Regions from separate parts of the Homo sapiens genome. Here region 2 is linked to region 1. The links are chromatin loops, found by intact Hi-C in ENCODE. Cell type or tissue: transverse colon. All regions are shown on one strand. Links, peaks and the distances in the headings refer to the core of each region. The heading gives the core; the rest is flanking DNA.

The links. A loop is a pair of places that touch in the nucleus more often than their neighbours do. Peaks named below come from ENCODE experiments on the same cell type or tissue, not always from the same donor. Only the 100,000 strongest peaks of a DNase experiment are listed, where the experiment ranks them.
Region 2: it touches region 1 in a loop (35-fold over the local background); 1 of 110 quality-filtered maps calls a loop at or near these places.

The regions. Positions count from the first base shown.
Region 1 is chr19:2,278,765-2,286,804 of GRCh38, forward strand. It overlaps PEAK3 (PEAK family member 3), which reads right to left and starts at 3,411. Exons shown (of 4, transcript NM_198532.3): 1 at 3,323-3,411; 2 at 2,086-2,171; 3 at 1-349. The coding sequence starts at 2,167. RefSeq lists an enhancer at 3,127-3,266. In transverse colon, for the core only: no CTCF peak of the experiment used is centred there; a DNase peak (open chromatin) is centred at 3,480; H3K4me3 peaks cover 1,281 bases; H3K27ac peaks cover 799 bases; H3K27me3 peaks cover 1,784 bases.
Region 2 is chr19:2,886,870-2,894,909 of GRCh38, forward strand. No RefSeq gene overlaps it. Among named protein-coding and RNA genes, the nearest start is that of ZNF57, 10 kb to the right of the region's middle. RefSeq lists a silencer at 716-893. In transverse colon, for the core only: no CTCF peak of the experiment used is centred there; no DNase peak of the experiment used is centred there; H3K27me3 peaks cover 66 bases.

The DNA of each region.
Region 1 (8,040 bases), core at 2,145-4,644:
TGCAGCTGCCGCGCAGCCAGTGCAGTGTGCACAGCCTCCGGGCTGTGCAGATCGCGGAGGGAGAGGCCCAGTGGGGCGTCAGCCGGGCCAAAGGTCAGCTCTGCAGGGAGACAGGCTGGTCCCACTGCAGCCTGGCTCTTGTCCACACTGTGGGACCCCAGAAAGGGTCTCCGAGGCGGCTGTACTTGGATGGAGCTGGGATGGAGGGTCCTGCGGGTGGGCAGTGACTGGGTCCGGGTTAGGATCTTCTTGGGCAGGGGTGGGGGCAGGGGCTCTGGGTTGGTGGAGAGGGACCCAGGGGTCCGGAGGCGGCAGGCCTTGGAGGGCAGCAGGTGGGCACGGATCTGACCTGCAGGGAGAGACAGTGGGGGAGGGTTGAGGACAGGCGGAGTGGGAACGGGACACGTGACTCCACCTCTCAGCCTCGGTTTCCCCATCTCTAACATGGAAGTAATGAGGCTGGGCGCCGGTGGCTCATGCTTGTAATCCCAGCACTTAGGAAGGTGGAAGCCGAGGCAGGAGGATCACTGGAACCTAGGGTTTGAGACCAGCCTGGGCAACATAGTGAGACCCTGTCTCTGCAAAAATTTTTTAAAAATTTGCCGGACGCGGCCATGCACAATGGCTCATGCCTGTAATTCCAGCACTTTGGGAGGCCGAGATGGGTGGATCACGAGGTCAGGAGATCGAGACCATCCTGGCTAACACGGTGAAACCCCGTCTTTACTAAAAATACAAAAAATTAGCCGGGCTTGGTGGTGGGCGCCTGTGGTCCCAGCTACTCGGGAGGCTGAGGCAGGAAAATTGTGTGAACTTGAGAAGTGGAGCTTGCAGTGAACCGAGATTGTGCCACTGCACTCCAGCCTGGGCGGCAGAGCTTACAGAAGGGGAAACTGAGGCTTATAGGAGGATGGATCAGTTTCAGAGAGTGATGCCACCCAGCACTCAGCGACTCCCACTTACCTCCGTGGCTTTGCACAAGCGTCTGTCTTGCTTTTTTTCTTTTTTGAAGTCTTGCTCTGTCGCCCAGCCTGGAGTGCAGTGGCACGATCTCGGCTCACTGCAACCTCCGCCTCCTAGGTTCAAGCGATTCTCCTACCTCAGCCTCCCAAGTAGCTGGGACTACAGGTGCCCGCCCGCCACTATGCCCAGCTAATTTTTGTATTTTTAGTAGAGATGGGGTTTCACCATGTTAGCCAGGCTGGTTTCAAACTCCTGACCTCAGGTGATCTGCCTGACTCGGCCTCCCAAAGTGCTGGGATTACAGGCTTGAACCATTGCACCTGGCCTTTTTTTTTTTTTTTTTTTTTTTTTTTGAGATGGAGTCTCCCTCTGTCGCCCAGGCTGGAGTGCGGTGGCTCAGTCTTGGCTCACTGCACCCTCTGCCTCACAGGTTCAAGCGATTCTCCTGCCTCAGCCTCCCGAGTAGCTGGAATTACAGGCATGCACCACCATGTCTGGCTAATTTTTGTATTTTTAGCAGAGACAGGTTTTGCCATGTTGGCCAGGCTGGTCTTGAACTCCTGGCCTCAAGTGATCCTCCTCCTTGGCCTCCCAAAGTGCTGGGATTAAAGGGTGGGATTACAGGCATGAGTTACCGTGCCCAGCCTCTCTCTCTTTTTAATGGTATATATTTTTTTCTATTTCATGGCTCACTGCAGCCTTGACCTCCTGGGCTCAAGGGATCCTCCCACCTCAGCTTCCCGAGCAGCTGGGACTGCAGGCTCTTGACACCATGTCCATCTCATTTTTTTTGTTTTGTAGAGATGGGGGGCGGGTCTCATTATATTGCCCAGGCCGGTCTTGAACTCCTGGCCTCAAGGGATCCACCTGCCTCAGCCTCCCAAGGTGCTGGGATTACAGGCGTGAGCCACCACGCCCCGCCCACCAACCCACAGGTTATTTTTCAGCCCTGGCCTACTCCGGGCCTTCCCGGAGGTCACTCATTTTACCAGCTGCTGCTGTTCCCAGAGGCCATGGTGCCCGGCAACCTCCTGCCGCTCCCTGCACCCACCTGCCGCTCCCTGCACCCCCCTGCCGCTCCCTGCACCCCCGCAGCCCAGGGCTCCCTGGGGAGCTGCTTACCAAGGTTGCTATACGTGGGCTGAGTCGACCAGGTGGGGTTGTCGGGCTCGGGGGGCTCTGTGGGGGGCTCCGGGCTGCTCATGTTGCTGGGGAAAGGTCAAACGGGGCGTGTGTGGGGTGACCGTGTGCACGCACAGGGCGACATGGGGAGGGGTCCGTGAGTGCTGGGGCCTGGGAGACCGTCGAGGCCTCCTGCTCCAGGGCCCTTGGTGAGAACAGGCGCACCCACACTCCACTCCCTTGTCCAGTTTTGACCCTGCTGTGTGATCCCGAGTGGGTTTCCTGTCCTCTCTGGGCCCCTGCTGTGTGATCCCGAGTGGGTTTCCTGTCCTCTCTGGGCCCCTGCTGTGTGATCCCGAGTGGGTTTCCTACTCTCTCTGGGCCCCTGCTGTGTGATTCTGAGTGGGTTTGCTGCCCTCTCTGGGGCCCTGCTGTGTGATCCTGAGTGGGTTTGCTGCCCTCTCTGGGCCCCTGATGTGTGATCCCGAGTGGGTTTCCTGCCCTCTCTGGGGCCCTGCTGTGTGATCCCGAGTGGGTTTCCTACTCTCTCTGGGCCCCTGCTGTGTGATTCTGAGTGGGTTTCCTGCCCTCTCTGGGGCCCTGCTGTGTGATCCCGAGTGGGTTTCCTACTCTCTCTGGGCCCCTGCTGTGTGATTCTGAGTGGGTTTGCTGCCCTCTCTGGGGCCCTGCTGTGTGATCCTGAGTGGGTTTGCTGCCCTCTCTGGGCCCCTGATGTGTGATCCCGAGTGGGTTTCCTGCCCTCTCTGGGGCCCTGCTGTGTGATCCCGAGTGGGTTTCCTGCCCTCTCTGGGGCCCTGCTGTGTGATCCCGAGTGGGTTTCCTACTCTCTCTGGGCCCCTGCTGTGTGATTCTGAGTGGGTTTCCTGCCCTCTCTGGGGCCCTGCTGTGTGATCCCGAGTGGGTTTCCTGCCCTCTCTGGGCCCACTTCCTCAATCATGAGGCAGGTCTGTCACCCATCAATTTTCCAGGCAGTGGGAAGGACCCCCCTCTGCACGTTTGGGATGGGGACAGAGTGTTCAGCCTGAGGACAGGCCTTTGGGGGTCAGTTGCGGGGGAGACAGTGTCCAGGGACCCAGGGATCCACACTCAGGCCTCATCCCCGAGGGCTCAGCCGTGCGGTTGCTGCCGGCAGCCAGGCCTCGACCCACCCCCGCCCAGATCCCAACCTCAAAAAGTGGCCGCTTCTGTCCAGCTCCCCGCTCCAGGAGCCCCCTACCTTCAAGACTGGCGTGCCCTCTGGGGGAGGAGGGGTCCGTGGGGACAAACTCCCAATGGCCACAGCCCCTGGCCTCGCAGGAGGGGTCTGACCTGGCGCCGGCAGCTGACAGGAAAACGTCCGGCCCACTGTCAGACCGCAGCCCGGGGTGGGGAGGGGACATTTCTGCAACACTTCCCCAGCAGCCGAGGCCGCCGCCTCCCCTGCCCGCCCGCAGAGGACAGGATGTAACCGGGAGGGAACAGCCTGGACAGAGACCAGGAGGTGGGATCTGAAAGTCAATAGCCCCAGGGCTGACAGCCGGGTGGGGGCAGTGGAAGGCCCCCCACAGCCTCAGAGGCCAGGCTGGGGTGCGGGGCAGTGGGGAGCCCTGTGAGATGGGGAGAGAGGGGCAGAGCTGGCCCACCGTAGGGGAGCGCACAGAACACGGTGGCGGCTGTCCCTGGAGAAGGTGCAAGTGGGGTCTGTGGGTTTCACTTCCCCGGGAACCACCTCCCCTCCTGCGGCAGCATCTGAGGAGCCCCCAGCGGCCCCCTGCCCCATCCCAGGGCCCCCGAATGTGGAGCGTGGGCGAGGACCCTCCCGGCTCTGCCGCGCCTCGCTGTGTGACTGCGGGCAAATCCCCACCCTCTCCGTGCTCCGGCGAAGAAAGAAGAGTGGCTCCCACATCCCGCCTGCTAACAGCCACGCCTGCTGGATTTTTCTTTGAAAAGATGGAATCGGCTCGTTTTCCCCCTTCCCCCTTCCTCACTGCCTCGATGCATTTATTTAGAAAAGACGTTTTAGATAAAATCACCATAAATGGAAAAATCAAGAATGGAAAAAACCCAAGGAAAAGCAGACGCGGGGTGAAATTCCAGCTGAACTGCGTGCCTGTCAAAACTGTCTTTTTCTTTGGAGACAGGGTCTCACACTGTTGCCCAGGCTGGAGCGCAGTGGTGCAATCCCAGCTCACTGCAGCCTGGAACGAGCTCCTGGGGCGATCCTCCCTCCTCGGCCTCCCAAAGTGCTAGGATCACAGGTGTGAGCCACCCTGCCCGGCCCCAAAGATGTTTTTGCTGCAAGGATTGAGTGTATTTTATGTGGGATCCCCGATCCCGTTTCCCTTAGGGAAAATGGGCCCAGAAAGAGTAGGGGCTCCATCCAGGGTCACGCAGCAGCTCGAGGCTGGGAGCAGAGGTCCACAGAGCCACTGCTGAGTCCCCCTGGCCTCCCCCAATCCCCTGAGAAGGGGCAGGAGGGGAAGGAGACTACATTTTTCTTATGAACTTCCCTTGAGTGGGTCCCATGCCACACTTTTTTTTCTTTGAGGCAGGGTCTAGCTCCGTCCCCTAGGCTGGAGTGCCGTGGTGTGATCATAGCTCACTGCAGCCTCCGCCTCCTGGGCTCAAGTGATTCTCCCACCTCAGCCTCCTGAGTAGCTGGGACCACTGGTGTGCACCACCATGCCTGGTTAATTTTTATTTTATTTATTTATTTTTGAGATGGAGTCTCACTCTGTTGTCCAGGCTGCAGTGCAGTGGCGCAATCTTGGCTGACTGCAACCTCCGCCTCCCGGGTTCAAGCAATTCTCCTGCCTCAGGCTCCCAAGTAGCTGGTACTACAGGCGTGCACCACCACACCTGGCTAATTTTTGTATTATTATTATTATTTTTAGTAGAGTTGGGGTTTCACCGTGTTGGCCAGCCTGGTCTCGAACTCCTGACCTCAGGTGACCTGCCCGCCTCAGCCTCCCAAAATGCTGGGATTACAGGCGTGAGCCACTGCGCCCGCCACAGAGTTTAAAATGATGCAAAGGCTGGGCACATGCCTGTAATCCCAGCACTTTGAGAGGCTGAGGTGGGTGGATCACTTGAGCCCAGGAGTTTGGTACCATCCTGGGCAACACAGTGAGACCCCATCTCTACAAAAAATAAAACATGAGCCTGGCACAGTGGCGTGTGCCTGTGGTCCCAGCTACTCAGAAGGCTGAGGTGGGGGCATTGCTTGAGTCCAGGAGGTCGAGGCTGCAGGGAGCTATGATCATAACACTGAACTCCAGCCTGGGCAACAGAGTGAGACCCTATCACAAAAATAAATCAATAATAAATAATAAAACAATGCAAAAACAGACAAACATGCACCTCAGTAATCAAGATAAACATCATTTTACTGAATGTTTCACAAAACCTAACCGGCAAACTATGGGCCGAGCCTCTGTTTTTGTCAATAAAGTTTTATTGGAACCCGGGTGGAGGAGCAGGGTAAGGCAAAGAGAAGCAGGGTTAAACAAGTGCAGATCAGATCCTGTCTTTATTTAAAATATTGATAGGCCAGGTGTGGTGGCTCATGCCTGTAATCCCAGCCCTTTGGGAGGCTGAGGCTGGTGGATCACCTGAGGTCAGGAGTTTGAGACCAGCCTGGCCAACATGCTGAAACCCCATCTCTACTAAAAATACAAAAAAAAAAAAAAAATTATTCGGGCATGGAGGTGGGTGCCTGTGATCCCAGCTACTCTGGAGGCTGAGGCAGGAGAATCGCTTGAACCCGGGAGGCGGAGGTTGCAGTGAGATGAGATTGCACCACTGCACTCCAGCCTGGGTGACAGAGCAAGACTCCGTTTAAAAAAAAAAAAAAAAAGGCTGGGCGTAGTGGCTCATGCCTGTAATCCCAGCACTTTGGGAGGCTGAGGCAGGCAGATCACCTGAGGTCGGGAGATCGAGACCATCCTAGCCAAGATGGTGAAACCCCGTCTCTACTAAAAACACAAAATTAGCCAGGCATGGTAGCCTGCACCTGTAATCCCAGTTACTCGGGAGGCTGAGGCAGGAGAATCGCTTGAACCCGGGAGGCAGAGGTTGCAGTGAGCTGAGATCGTGCACTCCAGCCTGGGTGAAACTCTGTCTTCAAAAAAAAAAAAAATGTTGGTAGCGTGGTGTGGCCTCTGGATCAGGCCCCTCCAGATCCTACAGCTGTCCTTTCATTTGAGAAGCCCTTATTGAGCCATGGGAGCTGGGGCCACATTTTCTCTGGATCCCCAGCATCACCCAGTACGGGGCAGGGCAGGGATGCCGTATGCTGATGGATTTTTACATGACATCGGCCTTTTGGAGAAAAATGCCTGTGTTTTGTTTGTTTGAGACAGGGTCTCACTCTGTAGCCAGGCTGGAGTTCAGTGGTGCGATCTCGGCTCACTGTAACCTTCCCCTCCCCGGTTCAAGCGATTCTCCTGCCTCAGCCCCCTGAGTAGCTGGGATTACAGGTGGCCGCCACCACGCCCAGCAAATTTTTGTATTTTCGAAAAGATGGGGTTTCGCCATGTTGGCGAGGCTGGTCTCGAACTCCTGACCACAGGTGATCCACCCGCCTCGGCCTCCCAAAGTGCTGGGATTACAGACGTGAGCCACCATGCCCAGCCTATTGCAGGACTATTAGCTTCCAAATTACAGACAAACAAACCGAGGCACAGAGAGGGGCAGTGACTTGCCCCAGGCCACACAGCAATGGAAGCCGGAGACCTGAGCCTCCAGCTTCCCTTGGCTCCACAAGCAAAAGCTCACATGTGGGAATTGTGCCTCTGTCTTGTGGAGGAAAACAGGAGGAAGTTCATACGCAGGGCTCAGGAATCACCTGGAAAAGATGCCGGCTTGTCGGGGGATGTGGGAGAGAGAGAGACACCCCAAACGCGTGTCCCTGTCCAGAAGATGGGGGTGAGAGATCCACGAGGGTGCCGGCATGGGCTGGGGCACCCCGAGTGCTGTCCTAGCTCCGTCTGGGAGGGGAAGTCAAGTCAGGCTTGGTCAGAAGCCACCCAGACATGGGGCGTGAGGATGGCTTGGTCTGGTCCTGGTTTTAGGGGTCCCCTCTTAGGTTTCCAGCCACCAAGGAGATGGGTGTTACTTTAGCTGGGTCTTGGCTGCCTGAGCAGGGAGGGCCTCTCAGCTGGGGTCTCCCCTGCCCTCCCCCGAGTGCACCCCATAAATGAGTCAGGGTTCATGGAAACCTTGGAGGTTGCACCTGGTTCATGTCAGGCACTCAGAGCATTGCACAGGGAAGAGGCGGCTCTCCTGGACGGGGACTCTGAGGCCTACAGGACAATAGTTTCACCTGCCTTTGCTGTAGGAGAGAACGGGAAATCAGTCCCCACGGGAGAGTCCCACAGCTTAGAGCCCCCCTCACCCTCCAGCTGCCTTGAAACCAGGCATGGAGAGAGGGCCGCCTCACAGTCCCTGACAGGCCTCTGTTCTGCCCCCGAAGGGCAGGGAAATAAAGGAACCTTAGTCCCAGGTTCAAATGGGGGAACCGAGGCCCAGAGAGTGACACTGGGCTGTGGCGAGTGGGAGACTGCTCTTGGCCGGGTCTTCTGCATCCTAGTTCCGTCCACTTCCATCCTGAAAAAGCACAAGCTTCTCCCTGTGCCTTCCCGGGCGGGTGGGGTTTGAGACTTCATGCCCACTGTGCCTCAGTTTCCCCACCTGTCACCGCTCCGTGCCTCGGTTTCTCCATCTGTTGCCGCTCTGTGCCTCAATTTCCCCATCTGTCAGTGAGGACTGGGGTGGGGCTAAAGCACTTTATTAGTCTCACTTCCAAAGCCAAGACTCCCTGGCTTTTCTCGGAGCCCTCAGAGACAGGCAGGGCAGACATGGGACCCTGTCAGCAGCACCCAGACTCCCCGACAGACCAATTCCAGGAGGCACAGTGGGGACCCATGTCTTCTTTCTTCCCCGGCCTGAGTTTGG
Region 2 (8,040 bases), core at 2,683-5,182, 610 kb after region 1:
CCTCCCGGGTTCAAGCGATTCTCCCGCCTCAGCCTCCCGAGTAGCTGGGATTAGAGATATGTGCCACCACGCCTGGCTAATTTTGTATTTTTAGGAGAGACGCGGTTTCTCCAGGTTGGTCAGGCTGGTCTCAAACTCCTGACCTCAGGTGATCCGCCCTTCTCGGTCTCCCAAAGTGCTGGGATTACAGGTGTGAGCCACCGCGCCTGCCCCCGCCCCCCTAAAATTTAGATCACAACAACCACATTTATTTTGCTGAGGAACCTGATATTTATCCAGGACTGGGCAGAGGCAGCTCATCTTTGCCATTCTCCAGTTCCACACGGGCACAAATTGGGGTGGTTTTTTCGCATTCGTTTTTATAGGGCCTTTCACGATGTCTTTTTATCTCGGGAACCATGGGGAACTTTACGGCAAGTAACAATGTTCACACATAAAACAGGACGGTGTCATTTTTCTCTTTTTGTGCACACAAGTGTCAATTTTTACTGCACCATCAGTAAGTCTAGATTTAATCCAATATGAAAGAAAGTCAAACCCATCACAAAAGAGCAAGGTTATTCTGGCTTGAGCTCTAAAATGCACAAGTCATTGTCCTCTGCAGTCTTGTAAATAGCCTGACATCAGTTGTTTTAAGGTTTTAAGTAGTCTGCGTTTTCATTAGTTATCACTAGATGGTAGCAGAGAGCATCGGTCAGAATTAATAAAAGAGGGTTAAACCAGCTCAAGCAAGCGAAGCCAATGGCTGTAGTATTTAGGAAGCTGCTCAGACCAAGGCTATGGCTGAAGCAGCCCACCCATTCTACACACACGTGGGGCCCAGGAACCTTTGTAAAGTCCTCTACTGTTGGACCTTGTGTCTTGCCAAGTGGCTGTCAGTGTAGGCTGGCATTTAGTGCTGCGTGGCCTTATTGATGGTTACAACCATTTTTTCTGCTTTGGTACCACCCGCCATCTACCGGAACTCTTCAGTACATCTCCACGTGGATCTGAGCTGAGCTTCTCCCGCTTTCTCTGAGAGCATTTCCAGCCAATATGTGTCTGCTTGGTCATGTCCTTGCCTCTGCCCCTTAGCCAGGAACTTTACACAAACATAAAATGTATCTATACCTCTACATCATGCCATAAATGAAAATTGTTTCCAGATTTATCACCGAAGATAAATGTGAAAACATAAGAGATCATGAATTGGAATAAGCAAACATTTCTGAAAACACAAAAACACCATAAAATAGAATGAACAGATATTAGAAGCTACAAAACAAAAGGCACCATAGCAGAGTGAAAAGAGAGTTTATAGAATGGAAGAAGAAACGTGCGATACACAGATCTGGCAAAGGGCTTGCATACAGAGTCTAAACGCTCCTATAAATTACTAAGAAGGCAGGCAGCACAATAGAGAAGTAAAATTACAGATTTGATTAATCATTCACAAAGGAAGCTTGTCCAAGTGGCTAATATTTAAATGATAATTCAGTTTTTTCTTAAGGGAAATGCAAATTAGAGCGAAAATGACATACTACTACTCCCTACCATACTGACTGAAAGCCCAAAACATCCAGGAAAATGCTATTGCTGAATATGTGCAACAGAAATGCTAAGTTGTGGCTGGCACAGTGGCTCACGCCTGTAGTCCCAGCATTTTGGGAGGCTGAGGCGGGAGGATCGCTTGCGCCCAGGAGTTCAAGACCAGCCTGGGCAACACAGTGAGACCACCCCCCCCATCTCTAAAAAGAAAAAATAAATAAAAATTAAAAAAATGCTAAGTTGCTACAACGTCTTTGGAAAACTGTGCCTTTTGCATGGCTCGGTATGTTTAGATACACAAATCCTTATTGTGGTGGAGCCCCTTCCTTCCGAGCTTTCCGGAAAACCAACGACACAACTCCCCAAACAGGAAGCACAACCCGCTTGCACCTGTGCACCATGCTCGGTTGGAGCTCCCAGCTGCCTCCAGGGCACAGCGGCTTTGGAGGAGGGGCCGCGTTGCATGCTGGGAGCAATCTGAGGGGCGGGACCCTAGCGTTTAAGGGCTGTCCTTTTTTGAACCACATTTCCAAAGCGCTCGGGTTCCCCGAGTGGTGCCCCAAGCAGTGGACGAGCAAGGTGCCCGAGAAGGAGGGGACCACAGACACCGCCTGGTGTCCACGGACTACCAGGAAGCCAGGGGGCGGTGGCCTCCGTGGGGAATGCGCATGTGCGGTCCCGAGCCTCAGGCTAGCGTTCGGGACTAGAGTGGGGCGTCGCCGCCGCATGTTGCACCTGTCGGCAGCGCGGCCTCTCCCGGATGTGACGTAGCGTGACGCCTGCAGGATTGATGCTGAAATGACGAGGTGGCAGCGCCGGTTCCTGTAGCTGAGGGGTGTGAGTTCGAGGTCTGATTGTCCTCGTTTTCTACTTCCGGTCACCTCACTGCCACATGGCAGGCCTCCAGGGGAATACGCTTAAGATGAGACACCTGCGCATCTCTCTTTTTTTTTTTTTTTTTTTTTGAGACGGAGTCTCGCTCTGTCACCCAGGCTGGAGTGCGGTGGCGCAATCTCGGCTCACTGCAAGCTCCGCCTCCTGGGTTCACGCCATTCTCCTGCCTCAGCCTCCCGAGTAGCTGGGACCACAGGCGCCCGCCACCACGCCCCGCTAATTTTTTGTATTTTTAGTAGAGACGGGGTTTCATCGTGTTAACCAGGATGGTCTCCATCTCCTGACCTTGTGATCTGCCTGCCTCGGCCTCCCAAAGTGCTGGGGTTACAGGCATGAGCCACCGCGCCTGGCCTCTTTTTTTTTTTTTCTTTTGAGACAGAGTTTCGCTCTGTCACCCAGGCTGGAGTGCCGTGGCCTCATCTTGGCTCCCTGCAACTTCCACCTCTCAGGTTCAAGCCATTCTCCTGCCTCAGCCTCCCGAGCAGCTGGGACTACAGACGCGCACCACCACGCCCAGCTAATTTTTGTATTTTTAGTAGAGACGGGGTTTCACCATGTTGGCCAGGCTGGTCTCGAACTCCTGACCTCAGGTGATCCACCCACCGCGGCCTGCCAAAGTGCTGGGATTACAGGCGCGAGCCAGCACACCCGGTCACACCTTTGCATCTCTAGGCAAGATTCGTAGTCAGAAGACACAAAACCAGACTTGGAATTCCTGATTTAGGGTTGAAATGGCCTCAAGCCTGGGAATACGTGCAGATACCTAAGGACTGGAATTCCGCCCAGGATGACCCTCAAAGGGAAGTTCACGTTTCAGACCTACGGTGTGTGCAGAGCTCAGGCCCCAGGAACTTGGGGACAGAGGTGCCTTCTCGCTTCTCTCTGAATCTGTGTCTGAGGTGAGAGAGGCATGGCCCTGGTGGCCTTTCTTAATTTCAGGTTGGGTTCCAAGAAAGCAATGACGGCTCGCGATTTCTTCTTTCTCACGCCATTCTCTGTTCGGTTGCCAAGGAAGTGGAAAAAAATTGGTTTTGCTTATCTAAAAAGGTTCAGGTGAGTTTATTTTTATTATTTATTTATATGTATTTATTTTTTGAGATGGAGCCTCGCTCTGTCGCCCAGGCTGGAGTGCAATGGTGCAACCTCTCTGCAACCTCCGCCTCGCGGGTTCAAGCGATTCTCCTGCTTCAGCCTCCTGAGTAGCTGGGATTACAGGCATTCGCAACCACGCCCAGTTAATTTTTGCATTTTTAGTAGAGACGGGTTTCACCGTGTTGACCAGGCTGGTCTTGAACTCCTGACCTCATGTGATCCACCTGTCTCCGCCTCCCAAAGTGCTGGGATGACAGGCGTGAGCCACCATACCTGGCCGACTTGCTGTTTAATTCAGCAAAAAGGTGTTGTATTTCTGCTTTGCTGTGACATGTATCGGAAAATTGAGCATATGGAAATAATGAGTGTGAAGAGCAGCATGTGCTCCTGTTTGGGCATTATGCCTCATTAGAAAAAAATCTGGCCTTTCCGGAGGTTGCAGTGAGCCGAGATTGTGCCACTGCACTCCAGCCTGGGTGACAGGGTGAGACTCAGTCTCAAAAACAAAACAAAACAAAAACTACCATCTCCTATAAAAGGGCATTAAAATTTTCCAAAATTTGGGATTTTGAACACCGTCCCAATTTAGTATCAAAGTATTTTTGAGAATGCCAAATATCCTTTGATACTAAATTGGGACGCTGTTCAAAATGACACAGTGTCTGCAGCTCACCTTCATTATTCCTAGACTCTCCCTTACCATCCACAGCTCTTCTTGCATCTACCGGATCACCAAGAACTTGCACAGCTATCATTCTGCTTGTAGGAAAGGGCACATGCTGGATTAAAACCGTGCAGATGACCACATCCTTTTACAAACCAGGGGCAACTCTGTGGCTTCCTAGGCTACAGATTCTCTCAGACTACACTAGCAGCAAATTGAGAAGGCCACCTCTTTAATACAATTTACAATTCATTCAAAAGGACTCTATAAACAGCCACACTTGATGGCCCGAATAACTGGTGAGACTCTGGTGACCTTTTCACTTCATAGGTACATATCATATTACCTAAAGCTTTTGAGCATTGCAAAAATAAAGATGGACCGGCCAGGCATGGTGGCTCACGCCTGTAATCCCAGCACTTTGGGAGGCCGTGGCAGGCAGATCACGAGGTCAGGAGATCGAGACCATCCTAGCTAACACGGTGAAACCCCATCTCTATTAAAAATACAAAAAATTAGCCGGGTGTGGTGGCGGGCACCTGTAATCCCAGCTACTCAAGAGGCTGAGCCAGGAGAATCACTTGAACCTGGGAGGCGGAGGTTGCAGTGAGCCACGATTGCGCCATTGTACTCCAGTCTGGGCAACAGAGCAAGACTTCATCTCAAAAAATCAATCAATAAATAAAGATGGACCATGAGAGTTTTATTTTGTAGGAAATTATTACTCTGTTAACTCCATGAATGCAGGACTGGGTATCACTCCACACTATTTACAAACACCCTGAGCAGTCCCTGTGATAGTGTTTACTTAACACATACTGAGTGATGGAAATATAAATTAATAAATACATCCTCATTCTCCAATGCCCCACCATCCATAGAAAAAATGCAAAATACGTCCCTCTGTTTTCCCGATTATCTCCCTTGTGGATTATTTTCTTCCAAGACCCATTTTTTTTTTTTTTTCGGACGAAATCTTGGTCTGTCGCCAGGCTGGAGTGCAGTGGCAGGATCTCGGCTGACGGCAACCTCCACTTCCCGGGTTCAAGTGATTCTCCTGCCTCAGCCTCCCCAGTAGCTGGGATTACAGGTGCCTGCCACCAGGCCCGGCTAATTTTTGTATTTTTAGTAGAGACGGGGTTTCACCATGTTGGCCAGGCTGATCTCGATCTCTTGACCTCATGAACCGCCCACCTCAGTCCCCCAAAGTGCTGGGATTACAGGCGTGAGCCACCGCGCCTGGTCCCCAAGACCCGTATTTTTTATATCAAGTCTCTACTTGTTACATTAAAATCTTTACTTTTTAAAAAAAATCTCTTTTCCCAGAAAAATACACGCCCTCGAACTGCGAGGACTTATTCTATATTGAGAGCCTGCTGTGTCTTGATTACTTTTCAGCCTAATTTTTTGTTTTGAGCTTACAATGCCTGGTATATAAGAGAGGCTCAAAAAGTAGGATCAGGTTAAAATCATGGTCTTTGGGCTAGAAGGAATTTTTCTTTTCTTTTCTTTTCTTTTTCTTTTTCTTTTTTCTTTTCTTTTTTTTTTTTTTTTGAGACAGAGTCTTTCTCTGTTGCCCAGGCTGGAGTGCAGTAGCACAAACTCGGCTCACTCCCGGGCTCAAGTGACTTTCCTGCCTCAGCCTCCCAAGTAGCTGGAACTACAGGCACATGCCACTGCACATGGCTAATTTTTGTATTTTTTATAGAGATGGGGTTTCTCCATGTTACCCAGGCTGGACTTGAGCTGCTGAGCTCAAGTGATCCGCCCACCTCAGCCTCCCAAAGTGCTGGGATTACAGGCGTGAGCTACTATACCCAGCCTACGAAGACTTGTTCTGAATCCTGATCCTACCTTATAACTTGCTAGCTTTGTAATCTGTAAGTCTGTTACCCACAAAAGGAGACAATAAATGTATCTACATTATAGTTTTGGAAGATTAAGTGAATTTATATATGTTCATTGAATTATAGGAAACAAAACCATACCAGATATATGGTAAGCAATATTCAACTCTTTACATGGAAGGAAAAATCAGCCCTTGAGAACTGGGACCTGGCCTGGCATTCGTCCCACGCCACATGATTCTGTTGAACAGCAATGATTTTACACCACCCCGACATCAGATGGGGCCACGGGGTGAGAATGAGCAAAGCAAAAACAAGAGTGCAGGGAAGTTCTCCAGGTGGCCTGAGACTGACCCAATCTTCCCCACTCTTGACTGTAGCTCTCAAGAATAACTAGAATGTACTGGGAATGCAGCCGGGCACGGCGGCTGATGCCTGTAATCCCAGCACTTTGGGAGGCCAAGGTGGGCGGATCACCTGAGGTCAGGAGTTCGAGACCAGCCTGGCCAACATAGTGAAACCACGTCTCTACTGAAAATACAGAATTGGCCGGGCGTGGTGGCTCACGCCTGTACTCCCAGCACTTTGGGAGGCCGAGGCGGGCGGATCACGAGGTCAGGAGATCGAGACCATCCTGGCTAACACAGTGAAACCCCGTCTCTACTAAAAATACAAAAAATTAGCCGGGCATGGTGGCGGGCGCCTGTAGTCCCAGCTACTCAGGAGGCTGAGGCAGGAAAATGGCATGAACCTGGGAGGCGGAGCTTGCAGTGAGCCGAGATTGCGCCACTGCACTCCAGCCTGGGCGACAGAGCCAGACTCCATCTCAAAAAAAAAAAAAAAAAGAAAGAATGTACTGGGAATGCAACATTCCGAGATAAGCGGGGAGCTGGCTAGAACACTCAGGTTCTGCTCTAGTCCCCGCAAGAACAGGATGTTCTGCTTTAGCCCAGCATGTTCTCTTGCCCCTGAGGTATATCACCTGGGGCAGGCTGCCTTTTGGGGTCCCTAATATGGAGTGCAAGTGAGGCTCCATCTGCTCCATTTGAGACTCCATCTGCTCCAGGCAGCTGTCTGAGCCTTGGAGGAGCAGCTCACAATGAATTGTAGGCTTCTGTTGTCCCTTGCTGCCTATCTGTAAGTAATAAACCCATGAAATTCCATGTAACTCAACGAGTTCCATGTAACTTGTTGTATGTGGGTGTTCTCTCTCACCAGAGTCAGATAAGTTGCTAACCAGTGCACACTGAACCTGCTTCACAAAGAGTACTGTGTAATCATGTCATTACACGGAATAAAAAATTATGCAAACAGGCCAGGCGCTGTGGCTCACGCCTGTAATCCCAGCACTTTGGGAGGCCGAAGCAGGTGGATCACGAGGTCAGGAGTTCGAGACCAGCCTGACCAACATGGTGAAACCCCGTCTCTACTAAAAATACAAAAATTAGCTGGGCGTGGTGGCAGCCGCCTGTAATCCCAGCTACTCGGGAGGCTGAGGCAGGAGAATCACTTGAACCCGGGAGGCGGAGGTTGCAGTGAGCTGAGATCAGGCCATTGCACTCCAGCCTGGGCGACAGAGTGAGACTCTGTCTCAAAAAAAAAAAAAAAAAAGAAGAAAGAATACCAAATTTTTTTTTTTTTTTGAGATGGAGTCTCACTCTGTCACCCAGGCTGGAGTGCAGTGGTGCGATCTCAGCTCACTGCAACCTCCGCCTCCCGGGTTCAAGCGATTCTCCTGCCTCAGCCTCCCGAGTAGATAGGATTACAGGCGCGCACCACCACACCCAGCTAATTTTGGTATTTTTAGTAGAGACGGGGTTTCACCGTGTTGGCCATGCTGGTCTCGAACTCCTGACCTCGTGATGTGCCCACCTCGGCCTCCCAAAGTGCTGGGATTACAGGCGTGAGCCACCACACCTGGCGCTCCCAGCCTTCTAACATGCAACTTCTGAGATTTCCATTCCTCATGCTGTGTGGTCACCTCATTGTGAAATAAGTCAACAGACCCTACTTTGT